Linked DNA regions of Homo sapiens: region 1 is linked to region 2. Evidence: read pairs that join two places in POLR2A ChIA-PET (ENCODE). Cell type or tissue: IMR-90. All regions are shown on one strand. Links, peaks and the distances in the headings refer to the core of each region. The heading gives the core; the rest is flanking DNA. Region 1 overlaps RIBC2 (RIB43A domain with coiled-coils 2). Region 2 has its middle 34 kb from the start of FBLN1.

The links. Peaks named below come from ENCODE experiments on the same cell type or tissue, not always from the same donor. Only the 100,000 strongest peaks of a DNase experiment are listed, where the experiment ranks them.
Region 1: POLR2A ChIA-PET joins it to region 2 with 19 read pairs; 2 of 35 experiments call an interaction of 5 or more read pairs at or near these places.

The regions. Positions count from the first base shown.
Region 1 is chr22:45,413,895-45,425,659 of GRCh38, reverse strand. RIBC2 (RIB43A domain with coiled-coils 2) reads right to left here. Exons shown (of 7, transcript NM_015653.5): 1 at 11,645-11,765; 2 at 11,257-11,338; 3 at 7,714-8,058; 4 at 3,252-3,370. Among named protein-coding and RNA genes, the nearest start is that of RIBC2, 6.1 kb to the right of the region's middle. RefSeq lists an enhancer at 11,145-11,765. In IMR-90, for the core only: no CTCF peak of the experiment used is centred there; no DNase peak of the experiment used is centred there; H3K4me3 peaks cover 182 bases.
Region 2 is chr22:45,460,962-45,477,037 of GRCh38, reverse strand. No RefSeq gene overlaps it. Among named protein-coding and RNA genes, the nearest start is that of FBLN1, 34 kb to the left of the region's middle. RefSeq lists an enhancer at 265-764. In IMR-90, for the core only: no CTCF peak of the experiment used is centred there; a DNase peak (open chromatin) is centred at 7,977; H3K27ac peaks cover 1,312 bases.

The sequences.
Region 1 (11,765 bases), core at 3,766-11,765, 52 kb after region 2:
TTGGATTAGGCCGACACCCCGCGTGGGCCTGGTCCCACCCAAGGCAGGGCTCTATGCCCCTGGCAACCCTTGGACATCTGTGGGCTGCAAAGAACGCTCAACAGAGTGATTGACAACAGTGGTAGAAAATGCACTGTCACTTCAGTGGTCCTGAGCTGCAGCCCCCAGTACAAAGTAATTCCAGGTCTCATTTCTGTTTGATTCCCTGGGGGTTCCCTGGCTATGTGGCCTATACCAAGTCACCTCCCCTCTCTGGGCTGCAGTCATTTCTCTGTAAAGTCAGGAGATGGCTTAGGAGACATGTACTTGGGTTTACAGTTGTCCTCAGTAACACATGGACAGGGCAGTTTGCAAGGAGCCGGCCTCCCACATGTGCTCACCAGAGGCCAGCTTGATTGAGTCACACAGTACAAGCTTTGTAGTTAGACAGGCCCAACTTCAATACCGGACTTGCCACTGAGTACTCCCTAAGGAAGTCAGCTCATCCTTCCAAGCCCCTACACCCGTTTTTTTTTGTTTGTTTGTTTGTTTGTTTTTTTGAGACGGAGTCTCGCTCTGTCACCCAGGCTGGAGTGCAGTGGCACAATCTCGGCTCACTGCAACCTCTGCCTCCCAGGTTCAAGTGATTCAACACTGTTCTTACTTTGGGAGGCCAAAGTGGGCAAATCACAAGGTCAGGAGTTCAAGACCAGCCTGGCCAACATGGTGAAACCCCATCTTTACTAAAAATAGAAAAATTAGCTGGGCGTGGTGGTAGAGGCCTGTAATCCCAGCTACTTGGGAGGCTGAGGCAGGAGAATGGTGTGAACCCGGGAGGCAGAGCTTGTAGTGAGCCAAGATCGCGCCACTACACACTCCAGGCTGGGCAAGAGAACAAGACTCCACCTCAAAAAAAAAAAAAAAAAAGAAAAAAGAAATGTGAGCAGAGGTGGCAGTACTGCTCCTGGGAGGAAGCCTGCGGGGACTAGCCACATTCCTTCCCTCCTCCTGCAGGGATCCTCTGGCTGGCGGTCGCTCCATCCCAGGACCTGGGCTCCAAAGTGAGGATGCCAAGGAACAGGCCTCACAGCCTGTCCATGGCGGGCAGGGAGCATGCATGGAACATCAACTTTCTGTTTAAGCCACTGAGACTGCTGCTTCTTATCCCAGCAAGGGTTAGCACATTCTGACCGACACAGGAGGGTGTTGTCGCTTCCTCATTCTGCAGATGATCAAATGGACGCAGTGGGTGGCCTGCCCAAGGCTGCAGGGCAGAGCCTGGTCTGCACCCCGTGTGGTCGGGCTCCAGAGCCTGCGTGCCACACCCTGATGCCACAATGCCTCTCTGACGAAATGAGCCCCGACCCAAGAACTGGAGGCCCTCACGTGTGTCCTTCCTGTTGAACTGGACCGGCCTGCTTGGGCTTTGGATTAACATCCCAGGTTAATTAAAAAGCCTAGTTGTAGTTAGTAGCAGAGCTGCAGAAGCCAGAGGGCGGCTTTTCCCAGTGCAGGAGTGTTTGCAATGGTGCTGCCTCGTGGCATCCACGTGAGGAGCCGGGGGTCTGAGAAAACCAGGCAGGCTGTGGATGCCCATTAAACATCTTCTAGAATATATGAATGAATAAATTGATGAATGAGACAATAGGGTTTAGCAAAAGCCACTCCAATGCCCAGCAGGAAGGGCTCAATAAACATTGGTTGAATTGATGAATGAATGAGTGAATTATCATCATCATCATCACCATCGCTTCCATAAATGAATGAGCAGATCACCAGCCAACAGTGGACTAATTGTCAAGGGCCCCACATCCTGCCATTCACTTGCAGTGGGGACTGGAGCAAACAGCCTCCCCTCTTTGGTCGCCCTCTGTAAAATGAAGGGCAGGGATGGATGATCTCTAAGACCTTTGCAGCTCACTGGGTGGTGAGCTCGGACTTCAGGTGTCTTGCTTTGCCTTTTGGTCCTCCCCAGCCCCCGCAGTTGGCTCTCCTCATTCCTCTCCCCCGTGTTGAAAACCCACATTCTCTGGTGTCTGGTCCAGCCTCTCTGGGATTTTTGACTGCCTGCCTCCACCAGGACAGTTTTGAGCTTGTATCTCCAATATATTTAGTTCACAGCATGGTACTACTATACCTTAATGATAGCACATGCTTATAACTACACATGTACATGGAAATCAAAAGTGATGAGGTTAAAAATGAATATAAAGCAGGGCTCTGGTATCTGCTCTCCCACAGATCCTGCACAGCCTTCTTTGGGGACCATAGTTCTAGTTGACGAGCGAACCTGATCAATGAACCCAGGCAAAGTCCCCACCCACCAGAAAACAGAATTGCATTCGAAAAGAAAACCTTGTGGGGGGAGGGAGAGGCAGGGGGGCGAGCTCTAATTTCCAAAACGAAAAGAGGGCCAGATGTGGTAATCCCAGCACTTTGGGAGGCTGAGGCGGGAGGACTGCTTGAGCTCAGGAGTTTGAGACCAGCCTGGGCAACATGGCAAAACCCTGTGTCTACAAAAAAATACAAAAATTAGCTGGGCATGGTGGCGCGTGACTGTAGTCCCAGCTACTTGGATGGCTCAGGTGGGGGGATCATCTGAGCCTGGGAGGTCGAGGCTGCGGTGAGCCATGATCGTGCCACTACACTTCAGCCTGGGTGATGGAGTGAGACCCTGTCTCAAAAACAAACAAACAAAAAAACCAAAGAAACAAAAAGAAGAACCTATTTCAGCAATTTCAGCATCAGGTTGGAGGGGAGGGGAGTGTGTGGGAGGAGGGGGGCCAGAGTTTAGAGAGGAGGTGGGAGGTCTCAGGAGGCCCCAGTGTTCGAGCTCATTATGATCTTCTTCATCATCCCTGCCATCGGTGAGCATCCAAGTAGCTGTTCTCAGTAAAGGGGAAGTCTGAGAGGTGGGAAGAATGGAAACCAGCACCAGGCAGTGGAGCAGAGCTAGGCGGTAACAGTCTAGGTGGATGTCACCATCCTCATGTTACAGAAGAAGAAACCGAGGTGTAGAAAGGTGAGCTGACTTCCCCAGGTTACATGGCTAGTTTGGCAGGTTTCCCTCCAAGATTCAGAGCTAAGGCACAGGACTGGGTCTCATCCATCTCTGTCATCAGGCAGCCCATCAGGGTCTCTGTCAGGGCCGGTCATGTGACCAGGGAGCAGGCTGAGACTGGGATCCCAGGGAAGCCGGAGAGCCTTGGGAAGCCGTAGTGGGCTCATCCTCCCCTCCAGTCGTCGAGCCCGAGGTCGCGGAGTACCTATACCTGGCTCTTGTTGAAGTCTTTCACAGATGCACAAACTGCCTTTCTGGTGGTGCTTTCCAGCTTCTGGAGGTGCTTGGCTGTCTCGTCAAACTGCAGCCTTGTCTCTGTGTAGAGGGCCTCTGAAAGGAGGCAAGAAGCAATCAGATCGACCTGGCCACAGGAGCACCTTCCCACGTGTGGCCGTTCGTGCCTTTGCCTCCTACCACGTCCTTAGCCATGAGCATGAGGACGGGAACAATAATGACAGGACCTGCCTCTGAAGGCTGTGGGAGAGTCAAGCTCCCAGATGAGTGCTAGTGATCACTACTATGCTGGGGTCCTGGGACAGGCTGGTGGTGTGCCCCTTGCTGTCCTGCTCTATCCTGAGGCAGCTACATCCTTACAGTGGGCAAGAGATACTCTACAGCCCCAAGAAATGACGTTTGAGACCTGCAGGACAAAAGAAGTGGGTTGGGAGCAGGTGCAGAGGTTTTGGGAAAGGATTCAGGGGAATCCAGAAGTGAAAGAGCAAGAAACCAGACAGGACTCTATGGAGGAAGTGGGGCCAGATGACAGATACTGTGGAGTGGCAGGAGGACTTGGTCAGGCCAATGAGTAAGAGAAAGAGGAAGAGTAGGAGGTGAAGGGGTCAAGGTAGAAGGTCCAAAAGCAAAATGTGAAGATTTGGAGTCAGAGGAGGCTCACATCCCAGCCCAGACATTTCCGAGCTCTGTTAACCTCAACTATTACTTAGCCTTGCTGAGCCTGTGTCCTTACCTGTGAAGCAGGACATACCTCCTTTGCAGAATAATAACATTATTATTATTAATAATACTATTATTATTATTAATAATACTATTATTAATAATACTATTATTATTATTAATATTATTAATAATACTATTATTATTATTAATAATACTATTATTAATAATAATAATTAATTAGACATCCAAGTGCATTAGACATCCAAGAGAAGTTAGATGAATTTATGAGTCTGGATTCAGGGAAGAGTCCAGGCTGGAGGTATAAACCTGGGAAATGATGGCCTATAGGTGGCATTTAAATAATAATTAATTATTTAATTATTATTATTAATAATAGTATTAATAATAATAATAGTATTATTATTATTTGACATGGAGTCTCGCTCTGTTGCCCAGGCTGGAGTGCAGTGGTGCATCTTGGCTCACTGCAACCTCTGCCTCCTGGGTTCCAGCAATTCTCCTGCCTCAGCCTCCGGGGTAGCTGAGATTACAGGCGCGCACCACCACGCCCAGCTAATTTTGTATTTTCAGTAGAGACAGGGTTTCACCATGTTGGCCAGGCTGGTCTTGAACTCCTAACCTCGTGATTTGCCCACTTTGGCCTCCCAAAGTAAGAACAGTGTTGAATCACTTGAACCTGGGAGGCAGAGGTTGGCCAGGCTGGTCTCAAACTCCTGACCTCAGGGGATCCACCCACCTCGGCCTCCCAAAGTGCTGGGATTACAGGTGTGAACCACTGCACCTGGCCAAACTCCACATTGTTTAAAAGTATCACTGACTGCTGTTTTGGGAATGGACCAGAGAGGGGCAAGAAAGGAAGTGGAGGCCATCAGAAAGATCTTGGCAGAGGTCTGTTCAGCTGAGATGGTGGCTTGCATCACAAGGGTGACAGCAGGGATGGGGACAAGCGGACAGTTCAAAATATATGCAGGAGGTAGAAGGGACAAGAGTCAGAGATGGCCTGGAGTCAGGGGTGGGTCATGGATGATTCCCTAGACTTCTGGTTTAAGGGCAGGAGGTACCAGTTAGTTGGAGGAGAAAGATGGAAAAAGGAGCAGATGCAGAAGAGGATCCAGGGCTGCTTTCCGACATGTTGTGAAGGGTCCTGTGAGATGTCAAGGAGACTGCTGAAGAACCAAGTCCACAGCTGAAACAAAGCCTTTTGGCCAGAGGTGGAAATTTAGACCACTTGGGAGATGGATGAACCATACAACACGTCAGTGATCAAGGCTATGGAGAAAAATTAAGCAACAGGATACGGAATGTGGGGTGGGAGGAGGGTACAGGGTTTAAAATAGGGGGGTCAGGGGAAGCCTCACTGATAAGATAGCACTTTAGCACAGCCCTGGAGGAGAGTGGTGATCCCTACAGATATCTGGGGAAAGACATTTCTAAGCAGAGGGAACAGCACATGCAAAGGCCCTGAGGCAGAAGTGAGCCTGATATACTCACGTCTGAAAACAGCAAGATAGTGTGGAAAGAATGGAGTGAGAGGGCAGCATAGCAGGAGATAAGGCCAGACTGTGAAGGCGTTGTAGGTCTCTGAAAAAAATCGTTTACTCTGAGTGAAATGTTTACTCTGTAGGATAAGGGGAGAGACCCAAAGAGCAGCTGAGAGATGCTTTTTGTTTGTTTGTTTCAGATGGAGTCTCACTCTCACCCAGGGTGGAGTGCAGTGGCACAATCTCAGCTCACTGCAAGCTCCGCCTCCCGGGTTCACGCCATTTTCCTGCCTCAGCCTCCCGAGTAGCTGGGACTACAGGCACCCGCCACCACTCCCGGCTAATTTTTTGTATTTTTAGTAGAGATGGGGTTTCACCGTGTTAGCCAGGATGGTCTTGATCTCCTGACCTCGTGATCTGCCCGCCTCAGCCTCCCAAAGTGCTGGGATTACAGGCATGAGCCACTGTGCCCGGTCTTTTTTTTTTTTGAGACAGGGTTTCACTCTGCTGGCCAGGCTGGAGGGCGGTGGCACAATCACGGCTCACTGTAGCCTTGACCTTCCAGGCTCAGTGATCCTCCTGCCTCAGCCTCCTGAGTAGCTGGGACTACATGGGCACGACACCATGCCCAGCTAACTTTTTAATTTTTTGTAGAGATGAGGTCTCACTTTGTTGCCCGGGCTGGCCTTGATCTCTTGGCTTCAAGTGATCTTTCCTCCTCAGCCTCCCAAAATGCCGAGATTACAGGCATGAGCCACTGCGCCCAGCCGAGAGATGCTGATAGCCTTAGTTCAGAATGGGAATGTTGGAGGGTGTGGAAAGTAGCTGAAAAATGGAGAGAAAGGAAGGAGTCAAGATTACCTGGGCTGGGGCCTGGGCAGCTAGAAGAAAGGAGCTGTCACGGATGTGGGTAGAAGGTCAGGTCTGCAGGGAAGAACAGAGTTATTGGACTCGTGCTGATCTTGACAAGTGCATTAGACATCCAAGAGAAGTTAGATGAATTTATGAGTCTGGATTCAGGGAAGAGTCCAGGCTGGAGGTATAAACCTGGGAAATGATGGCCTATAGGTGGCATTTAAAGCCATGAGACCGGACAAGATCACTCGGGTGAGTTTAGCTGGTAGAGGAGAGCACTGGTGTGAACAACATCCAGAGGTTGAGCAGATGAGAAACCAACAAAGGACCTGGATGGGAAGGGAGCTAATGTGAGAGTGGTGTTCTGAAAGCTGAATTGCATGCGCATTTCCAGGAGCAGGAGGTGATCGACTGTTAGGTCCAGATGAAGGTCAAAAACCGACCTTGGATTGGGCGACATGGAGGTCACTGGTGAGGTTGGCCAGGGCAGTTCCAGTGGAGCAGGGAGGGCATAAATCTGGTAGGAGTGGGAGAAGAATGGGAGAAGATGATCTGGGGAGACATCACTCATGGAGAGTAGACTGGGGAGAGAAGAGGCTTGGAGGAGGATGGGCCGAGCAAGGAGACTGCAAACTAACAAGCAGAGAGGAGGCGCTCAAGAAGGCGGAGTGCATTCCTCTCTGTGCCTGGTCCCTGTTTTGTCTTCCTCATAGCTCCTCACTATTCCATCACCCGCTGACACACCCCAAGAGAGCAGGGATGTTGTCGTCTTCGTTACCCGGTCTTTCCGGCACAGAAGTGGCTGGGCGGGTCAGTGCTGCTCGAGTGCAGGCATGAAGAGGAGCTGGGAGAGCAGAATGCTGCTGACCTCAGTGAGGACACATGGGGCTTTCTGCAGTTCCCTCAATGAGAGGCTGTTTCATGCCTTGGAGCCTTTGCCCAAGAGGTTCCCTGGGCTTGGGGAGTCCTGGTGAGGGCATGTGACCACCATGCCTGCAACTACACCCCCAAAGTCCCCTGTAGGAATTTCTACCACAGCACCCAAGAGACTCAGGAAGACCTGCATCTTTCCCATTCACCTTCCCCGCAGACTGGGAGGGCAGGGACCGATTCTGAGTTACCTCTGCACGCCGGCATCCAACTGGGACCCCGACACGGAAAGTGTTTTCCACATGACTGAGGTGTCATTGCAGGTGTTTCCCTCCTGGAGGGCAGGCTCTGACTTTTCTTTCCCCACAGGGCCAAAGTAGCATGTGGCTGTCTGTGCACATTGGTAGGACTTTAAACAAATCCCACAAAAACTGTAGGGTTGCTTAAAAAAAAAAAAAAACTGTAGGGTTGCTTAAAAAAAAAAAAAAACTGTAGGGTTGGTTTGTTGAAGAGAGCGTTGAGACCAGCTCGTCTCTTCTGTTTCATTACCTGCGCATTTTTGTTCAGCACGGGCGTTCTTCCATTCCCTTTGCTGCTGCAAAGACCATTCTCTGTTTTGTTCCTCTTGGAATTTCTTCCTCTCATGGAAGTTTAAATCCTCTCCCATGAATTTCTGCATTCCTGATATCGTATTCCGAACATCATTATCTGACTGCCGGGCTGGAAGATCTTTCTTAAGGGCTAGGGGGTCGGACAGATCAAATTCACGGCGAGTTTCTGGCTTCTGAAAGCTCTGTTGGAAGTCATTGATAGCCCTACAGAGATTTTTCCTATCCCTCTTTTTCCGGTTTTCCAATATGCACATGATTTTGTCATTTTGCCTCATTTCAGCAGCTGGAAGAGATACAGCATATCCATAAGCTTAGGATTCAGAGGAAAAAATAAATTTGAATCCATTTTATTTTTTATTATTTACTTTTTTAGAGATAGGGCCTCATTATGTTGCCTGGGCTGGTCTCCTGGCCTCCAACCATCTTTCTGCCTCAGCCTCCTGAGTCACTGGGATTATAGAAGTGAGCCACTGAACCCAGCCCATGAATCTACTTTAAAAACTAATTTTTTCAGTGATTGCAAAAGTAATACAACCCTCCAAAAAAGTAACACAGCCATTAAAGGATTAGTATCCTGAATATACAAAGAGTACCTACAAATCAATTAAAAAAACCCCAAAACCCCAACCCAATAAATGGGCAAAGTGTAGGAACGGCCAGGCAGATCACTATAAAGAAACCTGAGGCTGGGTGTGGTGGCTCACACCTGTAATCCCAACACTTTGGGAGCCCGAGGTGGGCGGATCACCTGAGATCAGGAGTATAAGACCAGCCTGACCAACATGGTGAAACCCTGTCTCTACTAAAAATTCAAAATTAGCCGGGCGTGGTGGCAGGAGCCTGTAGTCCCAGCTACTCGGGAGGCTGAGGCAAAAGAATCGCTTGAACCCAGGAGGCAGAGGTTGCTACGAGCCAAGATCACGCCGCTGCATTCCAGGCTGGGTTACAGAATGAGACTCTGTCTCAAAAAAAAAAAAAAAAAAAACCTGAGTAATCAATACAATTATGAAAGGATGATCACCCATACAAGGTGGGAAACATCCAATGAATCGAAGGCAAAATATTTAAAATGCTAATAATGGCACACATTAGTAAGGATGTGGGGAAACAAGATCTCTCATTTGCGGCCAGGCATGGTGGCTCACGCCTGTAATCCCAGCACTTTGGGAGGCCGAGGTGGGCGGATCACAAGGTCAAGAGATAGAGCTTATCCTGGCCAAGATGGTGAAACCCCGTCTCTACTAAAAATACAAAAATTAGCTGGGCTTGGTGGCACGTGCCTATAGTCACAGCTACTTGGGAGGCTGAGGCAGGAGAATCGCTTGAACCCGGGAGGCAGAGGTTGCAGTGAGCCGAGATCGCTCCACTGAACTCCAGCCTGGTGACAGAGCAAGACTCCATCTCAAAAACAAAACAAAACAAAACAAAAACCTCTCATTTGCTGCTTGTAGGAGTGTAACTTGGTACACTTACAACGAAACAATTTTTCAATATCCCATAAAACTACCTTTGATCCATCAATTCCACTTCTAGTTATCCCTTTCACATGTGCTAGGGACACAATTCTTGGACAGTCATTGCAGCAGTGTCCACAATGACAAAACAACTGAAAAAAAAAAATCTAAACCAGCCATCAGTATGGGAATGGATGAAGAAACTGTAGTTAATTCATATAACAAAATGCCATAAAACAATTAAAATGAATACTCTCTATATGTAAATCACTGATTAATTTCAAAAATACAAGCCTGGATGAAAGAAAAGCATACTGCAAATGGATCTATTCAATAGGATACCATTTACATAAATTTTAAAAACACATAAAAACAATTTTATATTGTTATGAATACATACATAAATAGTACAAGCATAAATAGTGCGTGGGGGCTGGGCCTGGTGGCTCATGCCTGTAATCCCAACACTTTGGGAGGCAGAGGCGGGAAGATCACCTGAGGTCAGGAGTTCGAGACCAGCCTGGCCAACATGGTGAAACCTCGTCTCTACTAAAAATACAAAAATCAGCCCAGCATGGTGGTGTGCACCTGTAATCCCAGCTACTCGGGAAGCTGAGACAGGAGAATTGCTTGAACCCAGGAGGCGGAGGTTGCGGTGAGCTGAGATCGCGCCACAGCTCTCCAGCCTGGAAGACAGAGCAAGACTCCATCTCAAAAGAAAATAGAAAAAAAAGCATGGGAATGATAAACACTTCTGAGGAGAAAGGAGGGGAAAATTAAGAGGTAGGGGGCAGGGCAGTGTTGTTATATATATATATATATATATACACATATATAAAAAACACAATTCTCAAAAAACACTGAAGATATCTGAAGCCAATCTGGCAAAATGTTAACATCTAGTCTGATGGTGGGTACATATGTACCTGTCACATTGTTTTTGTAAGATTGAATTACCTCATAACTAAAAATATTAATAAAAAAGATAAAATGTTTAGAACATACAGAACAGTATAAAGGAGAAAATAAAGTTTACTCATAATTCTATCCCTCCAACATTACCCTGCTAACATTTTGGCATATTTCCTCTCTTCTTCTTCTGAGCATATTTTAAAATATTTTAAAAACATAACAGCCCATTGTATGTACAATTTTGTATCCTGCTTTTTTTTCTATTATAAAAATCTTTATGGTGTTTAAAAACACTGAAATTTCTTTTTTTTTTTTTTTTCAATTTATTTTTTGTAGAGATGGGGTCTCGCTTTGTTGCCCAGGCAAGTCTGGAGCTCCTGGTCTCAAGTGATCCTCTAGTTTTAGCCTCTCAAAGTGTGAAATTTCAACAATTGTTGAAATTGTTGGACACGATAGGGGAAAATAAGTTGTATTTGAAGTGGAATAATAATACCTTGAATAACAGTATTCAAGGTACTTGAATACTATGATTTGAATCATGTCTGTCTCTGAGTCAGCTTGAGGGTGTGAGCCCGGACATATGTGTTGTCTGGTATAAACAGCTGTCCTTCATAGACGGTCTTAAACTTTTGAGCAGAGCAAGTGAGTGTGTGTGTGTGTCTTTCTGTGTTTAAGGCTTTTCCTATCCAGTTTTTTAAGAAAATGAAGGAAAACATACATATACCCTTAAAATCTATTTCTTATAATCCACATTCGAATTCAATAGCTGTTTTTAAGAGAAGAATCAGTGCATTAAGTTAACTGGGCACAAGAAATTGTGAAATTTAAAAGGAAGAAGAGTGTGAAAATGACAACTTTTTATATATGTGAAGAAAGGAGGGCTGGGTACCGTGGCTCATGCCTGTAGTTCCAGCACTTTGGGAGACTGACGTGGGAGGATCACTTGCACGCAGGAGTTCCAGACCAGCCTGGGCAACATAGTGAGACCCTATCTCTATTAAATAAAAAAAATAAAAAATAAAAAAAAAAAGGCGGGGCAGGGGGACGGTGGGGAAGACTGGAGTCTAAAGCCACACAATCCTAAACCAATAGATAAGCATTCAGGAAATGCTCACCAAAGGTTTCATGTCTAGCTTTTTCAGTAGCTTCTTTTATCTTCTGGTCATGAACTTGAACATCCCAGGCTTCAGTGTCTCCCTATAAATGGAAAAACAGAGGAGAAGGGTTAGAGCCAGATCATTTTATTCAGTAATAACAATCCTACTTATTATTATTTTTAATCTCTGCCCCACTGTAAACGAGTTGTAGAAAATCTGGCTCAGGGGAGGAGAACCGTTGGTGACTCCAGGCGAGCTCGAGAGGGAGCATTATTGGCCCTGCAGGAGGCCGTTTGCTGCCTCCTGGCTCAGATGTTTCATCCTAGAACTCATCTCCTTTCCCCCTCCACGCAGCCCCTCGCCCGCATCTGCCGCTCTAACCCCGTCCCGGCCCCTGCCCTTTCACCCCAATTATCCTGTTTCTGGCGTTGAAGACCCGCTTCTGCCTGCACAGCTCCGCGTGCCTCCTCTTTGCCAGGTTGGCGTCCTGCCGCAAGTCCCTGGGCAGCGCCACCGCCATGGTCTGG
Region 2 (16,076 bases), core at 3,607-11,606:
CGTGGAGATTGTGAAACTTGAGCTGGGAAGAGTATGAGGAGTTCTGTGGGCAGAGATGGGAGGGGAGAGGCATCTGAGGCGGAGAGAAGAGCAAAGGTTTGGAGACAGGCCTTAGCCTCTGTAGGCGGAGTGGGTGTCTCCATCACTGTTTCAGCCACATGCTGGTATGTCTTCTTCTTTTAGACAGAATCTCACTCTGTCGCCCAGGCTGGAGTGCAATCTTGGTGCAATCAAGGCTCACTGCAGCCTTGACCTCCCAGTCTCCAGCAATCCTCCCACCTCAGCCTCCCAAGTAGCTGGGACTACAGGCACACACCATCATGCTTGGCTAATTTTCCTAGTTTTTGTAGAGACAGGAGTCTCACTATGTAGCCCAGGCTGGTCTCAAACTCCTGGGCTCAAGTGATCCTCCTGCCTCAGCCTCCCAAAGCACTGGGATTACAGGCGTGAGCCAGTCCCACCCATTCCATGCCAGCATGTCTTTATGGAGCTCTAACCAAGGCCTGGCCCCATGCTGCCTGTTGGTTCCCATTTAACCCCGAGGCCTGGGAATCTGCTTTCTACAGAGGGAAGTGTGGGGTGTTCCGTGTCTCCTCAGCACCACCAGGGAGTCTGTCCCCCCTGTCCCCCTGCCACGCTGTGTCCAGGGCACCACAGTGGCTTCCTCTCGATGTCACAAACCTTGTCTGCTGGGCTTGGCTTCTGCTGGGGCTTGCTCCTGGCCTTCCTTCTGGCCACTTGGCTCGGCTCCTGTTTGTCTCCCGCACCCTCTGGCTGCATGGCCTTGTGGGTGGGTATAGCCAGAGTAGGCCCTGCAGACCCCACAAGCTTTACAACAAGACACTCTGCCAAGCCCCTGGGCTGTCCCGGAAGGCTATGATGTCTCTGGCGATGCCCAAGGCCCAGCCATCCCCACGCCCGCCCCTCCCTCCTGCAGCACCGGGACTGTTGGGCAACAGCAGAAGGATCCTGCCACATGCCCTGACTCCCCAGTGTCTGCAGGACTCAGTCCAGCCTCCCAAACTGCCACGTGTGGCCCTAGGGACACTCTACTCTGTCTGTTTTCTTCAGTTGCATCTTCAGCCTCCTCTCTCTGCATGCTCAGTGAATGGCTTCTTTATTCATTCATGCACTCGCTCACCAAGGATTTTGTTGAGTGTGACCATGCGCCGAGCACTGTCCTGGGAGCGGAATCGAACCAAACAGACAAAAACTATCTCAGCATTGCAGTCCCCCTCCCTGATCACAGACAGAAGCTTCTTGGTCTGAGAGGTACACCTGATACCAGGTGGTGATCTCACCACAGAACGGGGCTCTAACTTTATCTCTGGTCTTAGTTTCCTTCTGAATGTAAAATCTGCAGTGTTTATTGGGAAACAGGAAAAAGTCAGCCCGCGTCTTGGATTTCACAGTTTATAAGGCTGACTTCATTTATGACCATGTTGTATGCGCTCTCATGTTTCAGACCACCAGATGCCTTTAACTCCCCCTGGGGTTTCAGGGTTTGATGGTGCAATATGCACCAGTGTGCAGATGTGGGGTGCAGGGTGGGTGGTCTGTGGGGCCACGTGGGATGTGTGTTTCCTCTCCTCTCTGCCCTCCTCTGGGTCCCCACGGGTCCTTCCCCACTGCAAGCTCATGCTGGCATTGACGGTTTGCCAATCTCTCTCACCATGGGTTGGGGCTGGCACCACACACAGCATGGCCCTGAGTCCTCCAACAACCTTGAGAGGCAGGTGTATTGTACCCACTTTAGAGATGGAGAGACTGAGGCTGGAAAGGGCAGTGGCTTTCTCTCACGCAGCCTGTGAGAGGCTCAGCCTGGTTCTCTTCTCTCCCCAGCTCCAAGTTTAGAGCTCAATCCACAAAAGCACCAGACAACAAGAGACTTAAATGGATTGATATGGTTGATTCTCCCAGACCTTAACCTTTGTAAGACTCTTAATGACAGGGGCAAGATGAGGTGGGGGCTTCTTCAAAAGAGCAGGGAATTGGCCCGGTGTGGTGGCTCATGCCTGTAGTACCAGCACTTTGGGAGGCCAAAGCGAGTAGATCACTTGAGTTCAGGAGTTCGAGACCAGCCTGGTCAGCATGGCAAAACCCCGTCTCTACTAAAAATACAAAAATTAGCTGGGCATGGTGGCAGACGCCTGTAATCCCAGCTACTCAGGAGGCTGAGGCACAAGAATCGCTTGAACCCGGGAGGCGGAGGTTGCAGTGAGTTGAGATCGCACCACTACACTCCAGCCTGGGCGATAGAGTGAGACTCCATCTCAAAAAAAAAAAAAAAAGAAAGAAAGAAAAGAAAAGAAAAAGAGCAGGGAATCACCTGGGGTGATTCACAACAGGTAGAGTGGGTGGGCATTCGTCCATTCAAGAACCTGGGACAAAAGCTTCAAGCAGACCTTATGTGGAACCACAGAGCCAAGCCTGGATTTTCAATATGATACGCTGGAAAATTCCATAAACCTCATTTGAGTCATTTAAGTTATATTAAAGGAAATCAAAAGCACAGAAAAACAGGGGCCCAGAATCCAACCACCCAGCCCACCAAGCTTCATTTTTTTTCTTTTTCTTTTTTTTTGGAGATGGAGTCTCGCTGTCTCCCAGGCTGCAGTGCAGCATCCGCTCACTGCAACCTCTGCCTCCAGGGTTCAAGTGATTCTCCTGCCTCAGCCTCCCAGATAGCTGGGATAACAGGTGTGAGCCACCTCGCCCGGCCCAGCAGGCTTCGTTTGTCCACGTTTCCCTCTAGCTCTGGTTTGCTTGCATGGAGGCTTTCTGCAGCTGCAATCCTAGTGTCCGTGCAATTGTGCTTTTAGTGCTTTCACTTAAGCGTGATTTTTTTTTAAAAAAGCAAGTATGTGGATAAGCTATTAAGAGACATTCTTTTTCTACTTTTTAAATCGGAACACTTAGTAGATCATCACAGGCCAAAGTTCCCACTGCCACAATTAGAAAAAGCTGAATAAATAGCAAAAAACATACTTTGAAAGACATCAAAGAGCTGTGGAGGCAATGCGGCTTAGGTTAGATAAGACTCTAGTGCTGGGAGGCCCTGAGGTGAGCGGTGGGTCTCCAGCTGTTTTTTTTTTGTTTTGTTTTGTTTTTTATTTTTCCTGAGGGCTGAGGATTGGGCTTCTCAAGGCAGAAAGCCTTTGCAGGGTGGGGGAAGCAGCAGATATTTCAGTGGTCACATGGGAGAGTGTGCTAAGGACACTTGTGGGAATCTGGCCTGTTCTCCCTGGAGGTACATTTGCTGGGTTCTGGTGCCGGAAGCTGGGGAGTGGGGAGGAAACTTTTTCTAAAGGGCAGAATTGTGCTTAGGGAACAAAAGATCAGCCCTGGGAGGAGACCTGTCTCAAACACACTGCCAATGTCTCCTCCCCAGACACTTGCCAGATTTTAAGGCTACTTGGGAAGAACGGGGAGAGCTAGGCTGGAACCTCTGATGGACAGAGCTGCTGTCTTGTCATCTTTTAGGGCTGAGGAGACAAAGGCCCAGGGGGTTCTCAATAAAGAGACTATGGGCCGGGCATGGTGGCTCAAGCCTGTAATCCCAGCACTTTGGGAGGCCGAGACAAGCCGATCACCTGAGGTGAGGAGTTCGAGGCCAGCCTGGCCAACATGGTGAAACCCCGTTTCTACCAAAAATATAAAAATTAGCTGGGCGTGGTGGTGTGCAACTGTAATCCCAGTTGCTCAGGAGGCTGAGGCACGAGAATAGCTTGAACCTGGGAGGCGGAGGCTGCAGTGAGCCAAGATGGTGCCATTGCACTTCAGCCTGGGTAACAAGGTGAGATTCTATCTCAAAAAAAAAAAAAAAAGAGAGAGAGACTATGAAGGCATGGTCTGGAAACAAGGACACCCTGGACATAGGTTGAGTATGATGAGAACTATGGCCCCGCCCCTTTACTGCTCAGTTTCTGATTAGAATGAGGTGAAAAGCCCCTTCATACTGGTTATCCAATAGGGCTAGTTTGTATACAGCTTTTTTCACTTAAGCATGAATATTTTTAGGAGGTGAAGAGGACCCATCTCTGGAGCGAATGACATCACCTAGAGCCTTCTTCCTTCTTATATACAATGTTCAGCACCTCATTAAAATCACTAGACATGAAAAGAGTCAGATGCAGATATTAAAGTTAGTAGACAAGGACTTTAAAATAATAATGAGGCTGAACACGATGGCTCACGCCTCTAATCCCAGCACTTACGGAGGCCAAGGTGGGAGGATCACTTGAGCGCAGGAGTTTGAGACTACTCTGGGCAAGACCCCATCTCCACAAAAAATTTTTTTAATTAGCTGGACATGGTGGTTTGTGCCTATGGTCCCAGCTACTAGGGAGGCTGAGGTGGGAGAATCCCTTGAGCCCAGGAGTTTGAGGCTGCAGTGAGTCATGATCCTGTCACTGCACTCAAGCGTGGGGGACAGAGTGAGACATTGTCTCTACAAATAAATAAACAAAAAGTCAATAAAAGTAATAATGATTAATGTGTCAAATAGAAGAAATACAGATAAAATAATAAAAGTTATATTTTTCAATGAGAAATTGGCATCTTTGAAGAAAAAGAATGAAATTAAAATTCTAGAACTAAACAATTAAGAACTTAAGGGGACCAGGCATGGTGGCTTATGCCTGTAATCCCAGCACTTTGGGAGGCTGAGGCGGGTGGATCAATTGAAGTCAGGAGTTTGAGACCAACCTGGCCAACATGGTGAAACCCCGTCTCTACAAAAAAATACAAAGATTAGCCGGGCATGGTGGCTAATTCCATGATGTAATTCCAGCTACTTGGGAGGCTGAGGCCTGAGAATCACTGGAACCCAGGAGGTGGAGGTTGCAGTGAGCTGAGATTGCGCCACTGCACTCCAGCCTGGACAACAGAGTGAGACCCTGTCTCAAAAATTAATAAATAAATAAATTAAAATAAAATAGTACTGCCTGAGACTGGGTATTTTATGAAGAAAAGAGGTTGAGTTGACTCACAGTTCTGCAGACTTAACAGGAAGCATGACCGGGAGGCCTGAAGAAACTTACACTCATGGTGGAAGGAGAAGGGGAAGCTGGCACGTCTTACCATGGCAGAGTAGGAGCTGTGGAGATGGGCAGAGTGCCACACATTTTTTTTTTGAGACAGAGTGTCCCTTTGCCACCCAGGCTGGAGCGCAGTGGCACAATCTCAGTTCACTGCAGCCTCCGCCTCTCAGGTTCAAGCAATTCTCCTGCCTCAGCCTCCCAAGTAGCTGGGATTATAGGCACATGCCACCTCGCCTGGCTACTTTTTGTATTTTTAGTAGAGACTGGGTTTCACCATGTTGGCCAGGGTGTGGTCTCGAACTCCTGACCTCAGGTGATCCACCCGCTGCCTCCCAAAGTGCTGGGATTACAGGTGTGAGCCACCGTGCCTGGCCAAGTGCCACACTTTTAAACCATCAGATCTTGTGAGAACTCACTCCCTATCACGAGAACAGCAAGGGGGAAATCCACCCCTATAATCCAATCACCTCCCACCAGGCTCCTCCTTCAACACGTGGGGATTACAATTCCACATGAGATTTGGGTGGGGACACAGAGCCAAACCGTATCACCCCTTCAAGTAAGCATAGTCCCAGAATAAAAGGAGAGAGAGAGAGGAACGGGAGCAGAGAAAGGAACAGATTATGGCCAAGAATTTCCAGAAAATAATAAAAGATGACAATCCACAGAATAAAGCAGCTCTACTTAGCCCCAGCAGGATAAACATACAGAAAACCACATTCTAGGGACAGCACAGTCAAAGTGCTGGAAAGCAAGCACAAGGAAAAAGCAGCTGGGGGTGGCGGTGGGCGGGCGAGGACAAAGCACCTTCAAAAGAACGTTGATGAATTGGGGTGGGCAGAGGGGGGGCTAGTGGGGAACGTAGGAGCATCCTTTGCTGGTCACAGAGACACAAAGATGCGCCACACGTGGTCCCCTCCCAAAGGAGCTGACAGGCCAGGAGGGAAACAGGATGGCAATACCTTGGGCTTAGCTTGTGACAGGCAGACACGGGGAGGACCCGGAGAGCGCAGGAGAGGAGACAGGTAACCCAGACTGGGCCTCAAAGTAGTCTCCGCAGAGTGGGAGCTTCTCACCAGAGTTTTGAAGAACAAGTGAGAATGACTTAGGGATGAAGAAGCTTATTCCAGCGGGGAGGGGGGAGGGGGGAGGGATAGCATTAGGAGATATACCTAATGCTAAATGACGAGTTAATGGGTGCAGCACACCAGCATGGCACATGTATACATATGTAACTAACCTGCACATTGTGCACATGTACCCTAAAACTTGAAGTATAATAATAATAAAAAAAATTAAAAAATTTAAAAAAAGAAAAAAAAAAGAAGCTTATTCCAGATAGAAGCCACCAGTGGGTCCTGTCTGCACCAGCCCTCACCCCACCCGGGTGCAGGCCCTACTATCCTAAAGGAGGAGTGTGGGCCGGGCGTGATAGCTCATGCCTTTAATCCCTGCACTTTGGGAGGCTGAGGGGGGCAGATCACTTAAGGTCAGGAATTTGAGACCAGCCTGGCCAACATGGTAAAAACCCATCTCTACTAAAAATACAAAAATTAGCCAGGCGTGGGGGTGAGTGCGTGTAATTCCAGCTACTCAGGAGGCTGAGGCAGGAGAATTGCTTGAACCCAGGAGGCAGAGGTTGCAGTGAGCCGAGATCGTGACATTGCACTCCACCCTGGGTGACAGAGCAAGACTCCATCTCAAACAAAAAGAAATAAAAAAATAAAAATAAAGGAGAGTGTGGAGCATGGCATGGCACAGCCCTACCCAGGAACACAGCGGTGCCAGCACTCTCTTCTGCCCCTCTCAGAAACCTTTCCCTCCAGGCCAAGCAGCTTCTTGGATTTCAGAGCGACATCTCAGTTTGAAAGTCCACTTTGGAAGTGAAAAGCAGTACAACATCCTTTGCCCTGAGGCGTGGATCTTACTTCTGGGGACTGTTCATTTAACACACCTCTTAAAGGCAAATATTTTCAAATAACCTGTCTGGTTGGCAGCAATTAACCACCTCACACTGCTGGGCACTGAGCTAAAGGCTGAAAATTAAGGAACAAACAAGTCCAGGCCTGCCCTTGGGGAGGGAAGATTCTTAATGAGAAACATTTGAGGGCCAACCTTTGGGTACATTGCTTTTGAGCCAATGTGCTGTAATGTGATGTTTTTTTTCTTCCCCTAACGGGGTTAGCTTTAGAAGTATGTTTGGCAAGCACTTTTAACAACCCGCACTGCATCTCAGCACATGTTCATTATTGGCATAAAACAACATTGGAATTGAGACTATCCAAAAGGCATGAAAAAATTTGGAGGTATGTGTAATTTCGTAATGTTATGCCTAATTTCTAATGCCAGTTTTTCAGGTTTAAGTTTTGGCAAGTTAGAGTCACAATGGGGACATAGGCCAAACAAACAAAAAACAAGCCCAAACTAAAAAAGAAAAGAAATATGCATATGTTAAAGACTATCATTATCTCACCGAGACTGAACCCTGAAATCAAAACTGAGACATTCCCCAGAGAACGTGTGTGCTTTTTATGGCAGGCTTTATTCGTGCCTAATCTCTTTTTGCACATGAAAATCACTTTAATAAAACTTCCCCACACATTCGCATTCTAGAAAGAGAGCGTTTGTTGGTGATTCTGAGGTCTTATAACTTCATTTTGATGCCAGGGGATATTTGAAATATGTTTTTAAAACTTTAATGGAAAATGAAACAGATCATAAAGATAGGAGATCTACTTTAGAGGGTCAAGTAAAAATTTGTTCATAGTTAAACAGAATTCATAATGCTTTAGAACTGAACCAAAAACAATTGTTTCTAAACGCTGAAGTCACCACCGAGACTCAAAACCTGGAGCTGGGCTGCCTGGATCCTTCTCTGCTGCAGCAATAGAATATTTCAACTGCTTTTTAAAAACACCACACAGTAATGACTCATTGATCAAGTGAGTTGGAACGAATCTGGAAAATGCCAGTTCCCCGTGAGCAATTGCCCTCCCCAACCCCCCCCGCAATACTGAAGCTTACCACTTCCAGTGACAAGCCTTTGTTCGTTTTGTCAATTTCGAATGGAAAGATTTCCAAAATATAGAAATATCCTTGCTGATACAGTTGGGATATTTGTCCCCACCCGTATCTCATGTTGAATTGTAATCCCCAATGTTGGAGGTGGGGCCTGGTGGGAGGTGTTTGGATCATGGCGGCCAATTTCTCATGAATGGCTTGGGCTATCCCCTTGCTGATAAGTGAGTTCTAACCCCGAGTTTATACAACATCTGGTCATTTAAAAGTGTGTGGCACCTCCCCTTCTTCTCTCTCTCTTTCTCTCTCACCTTTCTGCTTTTGCCATGTGACGTGCCTGCTCCCCTTCACCTTCTGCCATTATTTTAAGCTTTCTGAGCTTCCTGCGTATGATGTACATTGGTTCGGTCCTGTAAGGTGGGACAACTCGAAGTGGGGGCTTCCAGGTTAAAGGTAGACAAGAGACAAAAGGTTGCATTCTTTTGAGTCCTTGACCAGTCTTCCACTGAATACACAATTTAGTCCCGTTCAGTGAATCTGCATTTTTACATAAACGATAGGGAAGAGGAAGCAATCAGATAGGCATTTGTCTCAGGTGAGCCTCAGAGGGATGACTTTGAATGGAATGGGAGGCAGCTTTGTCCTAAGCAGTTCCCAGCTTGACTTTTTCCTTTAGTTTAGTGATTTGGGGGTCCCAAGATTTATTTTCCTTTCACTCACAGAAATCCTTAATGTGATATGATCAAATCAAATCCAGAAATATACAAAAAGGACAATCCATCATGACCAAGTCAGACTGATCACAGAAATTCAAGGTTGGTTTAACACTTGAAAATCAATCAGTGTAAGTCACCACGTTGCCATAAATCATGTAATCATTTCAATATATGCAGATGATATGGTTTGGCTCTATGCTCCCACTCAAATCTCATCTCCAATCGTAATCCCTACATGTTGAGGGAGGGACCTGTAATTCCCACATGTGGAGGGAGGAAGGTGAATGGATCATGGGGCCGGTTTCCCTCGTGCTGTTCTCGTGATAATGAGGGAGTTTTCACGAGATCTGATGGTTTTTTAAGTGTTTGGAAGCTCGTCCTTCATCCTCCTCTCTCCTGATGGCTTGTGAAGAAAGTACTTGCTTCCCTGTCACCTTCCTCCATAGTGTTAAGCTTCCGGAGGCCTCCCCAGCCAGGCTGAACTGTGAGTCAATTAAACCTCTTTCCTTTACAATTTACCCACTCTCAGGTAAGTTCTTTATGGCAGTGGGAAAATGAACTAATACAGCAGAAAAAACACTTGACAAAATTCAACAATCATTGATGCTTAAAAGGTCTCCATAGGCCAGGTGCGGTGGCTCACGCCTGTAATCCCAGCACTTTGGGAGGCCGAGGCCAGTGGATCACCTGAGGTCAGGAGTTCAAGACCAGCCTGGAAAATGCAGTGAGACCCCATTTCTACTAAAAATACAGGCTGGCATGTTGGCTCACTCCTGTAATCCCATCACTTTGGGAGACCAAGGCGAGTGGATTGCCTGAGGTCAGAAATTCAAGACCAGCCTGGCTAACATGGTGAAACCCCATCTCTACTAAAAATACAAAAATTAGCCAGGCATGCTGGCAGGCACCTGTAATCCCAGCTACTCGGGAGGCTGAGGCAGGAGAATTGCTTGAATCCGGGAGGCAGATGTTGCAGTGAGCCAAGATCGTACCATTGCCCTTCAGCCTGGGTGACAAGATTGAGACTTAGTATCAAAAAACAAAACAAAACAAAACAAAACCCAAAAATTAGCCAGGGTTAATGGCGGGTGGCTGTCATCCCAGCTACTCGGGAGGCTGAGGCTGGAGAATCGCTTGAATCCAGGAGGTGGAGGTTGCAGTGAGCTGAGATTGCACTATTGCACACCAGCCTGGGCAACAAGAGCAAAACTCCGACTCAAAAAAGAAAAAGTCTCAATAAACTGGAATGAAAAGGAACTCTTGAACCTGGTCAAGGCGGTCCACATAGACTGACAGTGAACATGCTCAAGGAATGCAGGAAACAGCTGAGTTGTCAGTTCTGTATTTTTAGTAGAGACAGGGTTTCACCATGTTGTCCAGGCTGGTCTTGAACTCTTGACCTCAGGTGATCCGCCCACCTCAGCCTCCCAGAGTGCTGGGATTACAGGCGTAAGCCACCATGCCTGGCCTCTTTTTCTTTTTAAATTATACAGATACAATTTAAAATAGAGATGGGGTCTCACTATGTTGCCCAGGCTGGAGGCTTTTTTTTCTAATATGTGCATTTATTGCTATAAATTTCCCTCATGATATTGCTTTAGCTGTGTCTCACAAATTTTAATATGTTGTATTTTCATTTGTATTCAATTTAATGTGTTTTTCTTACTTCCCTTGAGACTTCCTGTTTGACCCATAGATTGTCTAGAAGTGTGTTGTTGAGTTTCTAAGTATGTGGAGGTTTTCCTGTTATCTTTTTGCTATTAATTTCTTGTTGGATTCTATGTGATTAGAGAGCATACCCTCATGATCTCTCAATTCTTGAAAATTTGTTAAAGTTTGTTTTATGGTCCAAGATATGGTCTATCTTGGTGTATGTTCCCCAGCACCAATTGCTGAAAAGATACCTGAAATGTGAAAGCAGCTTTGGAACTGGGGAACAGGCAGAGATTGGAACAGTTTGGAGGGATCAGAAGAAGACAGGAAAATGTGGGAAAGTTTGGAACTTTCTAGGGACTTGTTGAAAAGCTTTGCCCCAAATGCTGACAGCGATATGGACAATAAAGTCCAGGCTGAGGTGGTCTCAGATAGAGATGAGGAACTTGTTGGGAACTGGAGCAAAGGTGACTCTTGTTATGTTTTAGCAAAGAGACTGGCAGCATTTTGCCCCTGCCCTAGAGATTTGTGGAACTTTGTACTTGAGGGAGATGACTTAGGGTATCTAGCAGAAATTTCTAAGCAGCAAAGCATTTAAGATGTAACTTGGATGCTGTTAAAAGCATTTGATTTTAAAAGTGAAACAGAGCATAAAAGTTTAGAAAACGTGCAGCCTGACAATGCAATAGAAAAGAAAATCCCATTTTCTGAGGAGAAATTCAAGCAGGCTGCAGACATTTGCGTAAATAACGAGGAGCCAATTGTTAATCCCCAAGACAATGAGGAAAATATGAAAAGAACATATGTTCTGCTCTTGTTGGGTGGAGTGTTCTATAAATATTGTTGAGATACTGTTGGTTGATGTTTCTGTTGAGTTTTCTTATTCTATATCTTTGTTGATATTCTGCCTGATTAGTCTATAATTTATTGAGAGAGGGGTATTAAAGTCTCCAAGTATAATTCTTGATTTATCTATTTGTCCTTCCAGTTTTTTTTTTTTTTTTTTTTTTTTTTTTTTTTTTTTTTTTTTTTTGAGGGAGAATCTCACTCTGTCACCCAGGCTGGAGTGGAGTAGCATGATCTCGGCTCACTGCAACCTCTGCCTCCTGGGTGCAAGTGATTCTCCTGCCTCAGTCTTCTGAGTAGCTGAGATTACAGGCACTCGCCACCATGCTTGGCAAATTTTTTTTTTTTTTTTTTTTTGAGACGGAGTCTTGCTCTGTTGCCAGGCTGGAGTGCAATGGCACGATCTCGGTTCACTGCAACCTCTGCCTCCCGGGTTCAAGCGATTCTCCTGCCTCAGCCTCCCGAGTGGCTGGGATTACAGGCGTGTGCCGCCACGCCTGGCTAATTTTTTGTATTTTTAGTAGAAACGGGGGTTTCACCATGTAGGCCAGGCTGGTCTCGAACTCCTGACCTCAGGTGATCCGCCCAGCTTGGCCTCCCAAAGTGCTGGGATTACAGGTGTGAGCCACTGCGCCTGGCCCCAGCTTTTGATTCTCGTATTTTGCAGCTCTCTTCTTTGATGTTTACACATTTAGGATTGCTATGTCTTCTTGTGGACTGGCTCTTTTATCATTATATAATGTCCTCTCTGTCTCTGGTAATTTTCTTTGCTCTGAAGTCCACTTTATCTGGTATTAATATAGCCACCTGCTCTCCTTTGATTAACATTTGCATGATATAACTTTTTCCATCTGATATGGTTTGGCTCTGTTTCCCCACCCAAATCTCATCTGGAATTGTACTCCCATAATTCCCACGTGTTGTGGGAGGGACCTGGTGAGAGATAATTGAATCATGGGGGCAGTTTCCCCCATGCTGTTCTCATGGTAGTGAATAAATCTCACGAGATCTGATGGTTTTATCAGGGGTTTCCACTTTTTCGTCTTCCTCATTCTCTCTTTGCCTGCAGCCATCCATGCAAGATGGGAATTGCTCCCCTTGCCTTCTGCCATGATTGTGAGGCTTCTGCAGCCACGTGGAACTGTAAGTCCAATTAAACCTCCTTCTTTTATAAATTGCCCCATCTTGGGTATGTCTTTATCAGCAGCATGAAAATGGACTAATATAGTAAGTTAGTATCAATTGCTGAAAAGATACCTGAAAATGTGAAAGTGGCTTTGGAACTGGGGAACAGGCAGAGATTGGAACAGTTTGGAGGGATCAGAAGAAGACAGGAAAATGTGGGAAAGTTTGGAACTTTCTAGGGACTTGTTGAAAAGCTTTGCCCCAAATGCTGACAGCGATATGGACAATAAAGTCCAGGCTGAGGTGGTCTCAGATAGAGATGAGGAACTTGTTGGGAACTGGAGCAAAGGTGACTCTTGTTATGTTTTAGCAAAGAGACTGGCAACATTTTGCCCCTGCCCTAGAGATTTGTGAAACTTTGAACTTGAGGGAGATGACTTAGGGTATCTGGCAGAAGAAATTTCCAAGCAGCAAAGCATTTAAGATGTGACTTGGGTGCTGTTAAAAGCATTTGGTTTTAAAAGTGAAACAGAGCATAAAAGTTCAGAAAATGTGCAGCCTGACAATGCAATAGAAAAGAAAATCCCATTTTCTGAGAAATTCAAGCAGGCTGCAGACATTTGCATAAGTAACGAGGAGCCAATTGTTAATCCCCAAGACAATGGGGAAAATGTCTCCAGGGGATGTCAGAGACCTTTGCAGCAGCCCCTCCCACAACAGGCCTAGAGGCCTAGGAGGAAAAAGTGGTTTCGTGGGCCTGGCCCAGGGTCCCTGAGCTGTGTGCAGCCTAGGGACTTGGTGCCCTGTGTCCCAGCAGCTTCAGCTGTAGCTGGGACCACAGGCTTATGCCACCATGCCTGGATAATTTTTGTATTTTTATAGAGATAGGTTTTTGCCATGTTGCCCAGGCTGGTCTTGAACTCCTGGGCTCAAAGGATCCGCTCACCTTGGCCTCCCAAAGTGCTGGGATTATAGGTGTGAGCCACCAGGCCCAGCCAGTTTTCTATTTTTTTTTTTTTTTTTGAGACAGAATTTCACTCTTGTTGCCCAAGCTGGAGTGCAATGACACAATCTCAGCTCACTACAACCTCCACCTCCCAGGTTCAAGCAATTCTCCTGTCTCAGCCTCCCGAGTAGCTGGGATTATAGGCACACACTACTACGCCTGGCTAAATTTTTGTATTTTTAGTAGAAACGAGGTTTCACCATGTTAGCCAGGCTGGTCTCAAACTCCTGACCTCAGGTGATCTGCTCACCTCAGCCTCCCAAAGTGCTGGGATTATAAGCATGAACCACTGCGCCCAGCCCAGTTTACAATTTTTTAAATTTGTTTTAAGCAAATTGCTTGCTGACACTTTTATCATGGCTGCTTTGAAATATTTGTCAAATAATCTTACATCTTTGTCATCTTGGGGTTGATATCTATTGCCTTTTTTCATTCAGTTTGAGATCTTTTTGGTTCTTGGTATAATGAGGGATTTTCAGTTGTATCCTGGATATTCTTTTCTTTTCTTTTTTTTTTTTTTTTGAGACAGAGTCTCGCTCTGTTGCCCAGGCTGGAGTGCAGTGGTGCAATCTTGGCTTACTGCAAGCTCCGCCTCCTGGGTTCACGCCATTCTCCTGCCTCAGCCTCCTGAGTAGCTGAGACTATAGGCGCTCACCACCATGCCCAGCTAATTTCTTTTTGTATTTTTAGTAGAGACAGGGTTTCACCATGTTAGCAATAACCTGGATATTCTTATATAACGTACAAGATTCCAGGCCAGGTGTGGTGGCTCACACCTGTAATCCCAGCACTTTGGGTGGCTGAGGTGGGTGGATCTCCTGAGATCAGGAGTTCGAAACCAGCCTGGCCAACATGGTGAAACCCTGTCTCTACTAAAAATACAAAATTAGCTGGGCTTGGTGGCCCATACCTATAATCCCAGCTCCTCAGGAGGCTGAGGCAGGAGAATCGCTTGAACCGGGGAGGCGGAGGTTGCAATGAGCTGAGATCACGCTGTTGCACTCCAGCTTGGGCAACAAAGTGAGACTCTGTTTCAAAACAAAACAAAACAAAACAAACAAGATTCTGGATATTACTTAAACCTTCTGTTTCAGCTGACTTTCTCTGACACTGTTCAGGCAGGGGAACCTAAGGGGCACTGCCTTATTACTGCCAGATGGTGGCAGAAGTCCAAGTTTCTCACTTAGCCTTTGTTGACACCTGAATGTTGAGGGTGCTGCGCTCCTCATTGCTGCTGGATCAGGGAGGGAGTTCAGGCTCCCTGCTAACCTCCACTGATACTTTCCTGGTGGGTGAAATGAAAATGCCTTATCACTTCTTCCCATCTGAAGCCTTGGGATGGCGGGAAGGAGTGGCCTCGTTACCGCTGGGCCATCATAAAGAGTCCTGGCTCTCTGCTAGGCCTCCTAGGGTACCGCCCCATTGCAGATGAGGAGGGATGCCTTGCTAATGCCAGGTGGGGGTGGAAGCCCAGACTCTCTGTGTGTCTCCACTGACACCATGAGTTGGGGGAGCCTCATCACTAGCTGGCAGGGATGAAAGACCTGGCTCTCCACCTGACCTTCTCCAGTTCCAGCTCACTGAGGATGGTGGGGCACCTCATTACAGCCTCTCGTGGGTGTGGGTGGGGTGATGTTTTCTTTCTGTGGTGTTTAGCTAGAGCAGTTATTGTCTAAGTTTTCTGTCTTGCTGGACTGCCCCTCTGCTAGTCCTTTGGTGAGAGAGAACAGGCTTTTGGTGGGACTTGTTTTTGTCTGGGCCTCTTGGCATTTCTAGATGCCAGCTCCCCTAGCTCCAACTTCATAATATATATACAAGGCAGAAGGAAGACCCAGAGAGCCCACCATCATGCTGGCTCCCTGGGTCCTGTGGTCCCTAGTCGATTTGCCTTCTTAGGATTTTCTTTTTTCTTTTTTTCTTTTTAGATGGAGTCTCCCTCTGTCACCCATGCTGGAGTGCAGTGGCATGATCTCAGCTCACTGCAACCTCCGCCTTCTGGGTTCAAGCGATTCTCTTGCTTCAGCCTCCTGAGGAGCTGAGATTACAGGCATGCGCTACCATGCCTGGATAATTTTTTGGTATTTTTAGTAGAGACAGGATTTCACCATGTTGGCCAGGTTGGTCTGAAACTCCTGACCTCAAATGATCCACCCGCCTTGGCCTCCCAAAGTGCTGGGATTATAGGCATGAGCCACTTCACCCGGCCTTCTCTCAGAATATTCTTATGTTTGTTTCATATTTAATGTCTGGGGTTTGGGATTGTACCTAGCGGGAGAAATAGGGAAAAGTATATCTTCTCCATCTTTCCAGAAATAGAAGTCTCTGTGCTATTTTTTGCAACTTCCTCTGAATGCATAATTCTTCTCTGTTGCCCAGGCTGGAGTACAGTGGCGCGATCTCGGCTCATTGCAGCCTCCATCTCCCAGGTTCAAGTGATTCCCGTGCTTCAGCCTCCTGAGAAGCTGGGATTACAGGTGTGCATCCCCACAACCGGCTAATTTTTTGTATTTTTAGTAGAGACTGAGTTTCACCATGTTGGAGAGGCTGGTCTCTCTCGAACTCCTGAACTCATGTAACCCATCCTCCTTGGCCTCCCAAAGTGTTGGGATTATAGGCGTGAGCCACTGCACCCAGCCAGAAAGATATTTATTCCAAGAGAAGAAAGCTATC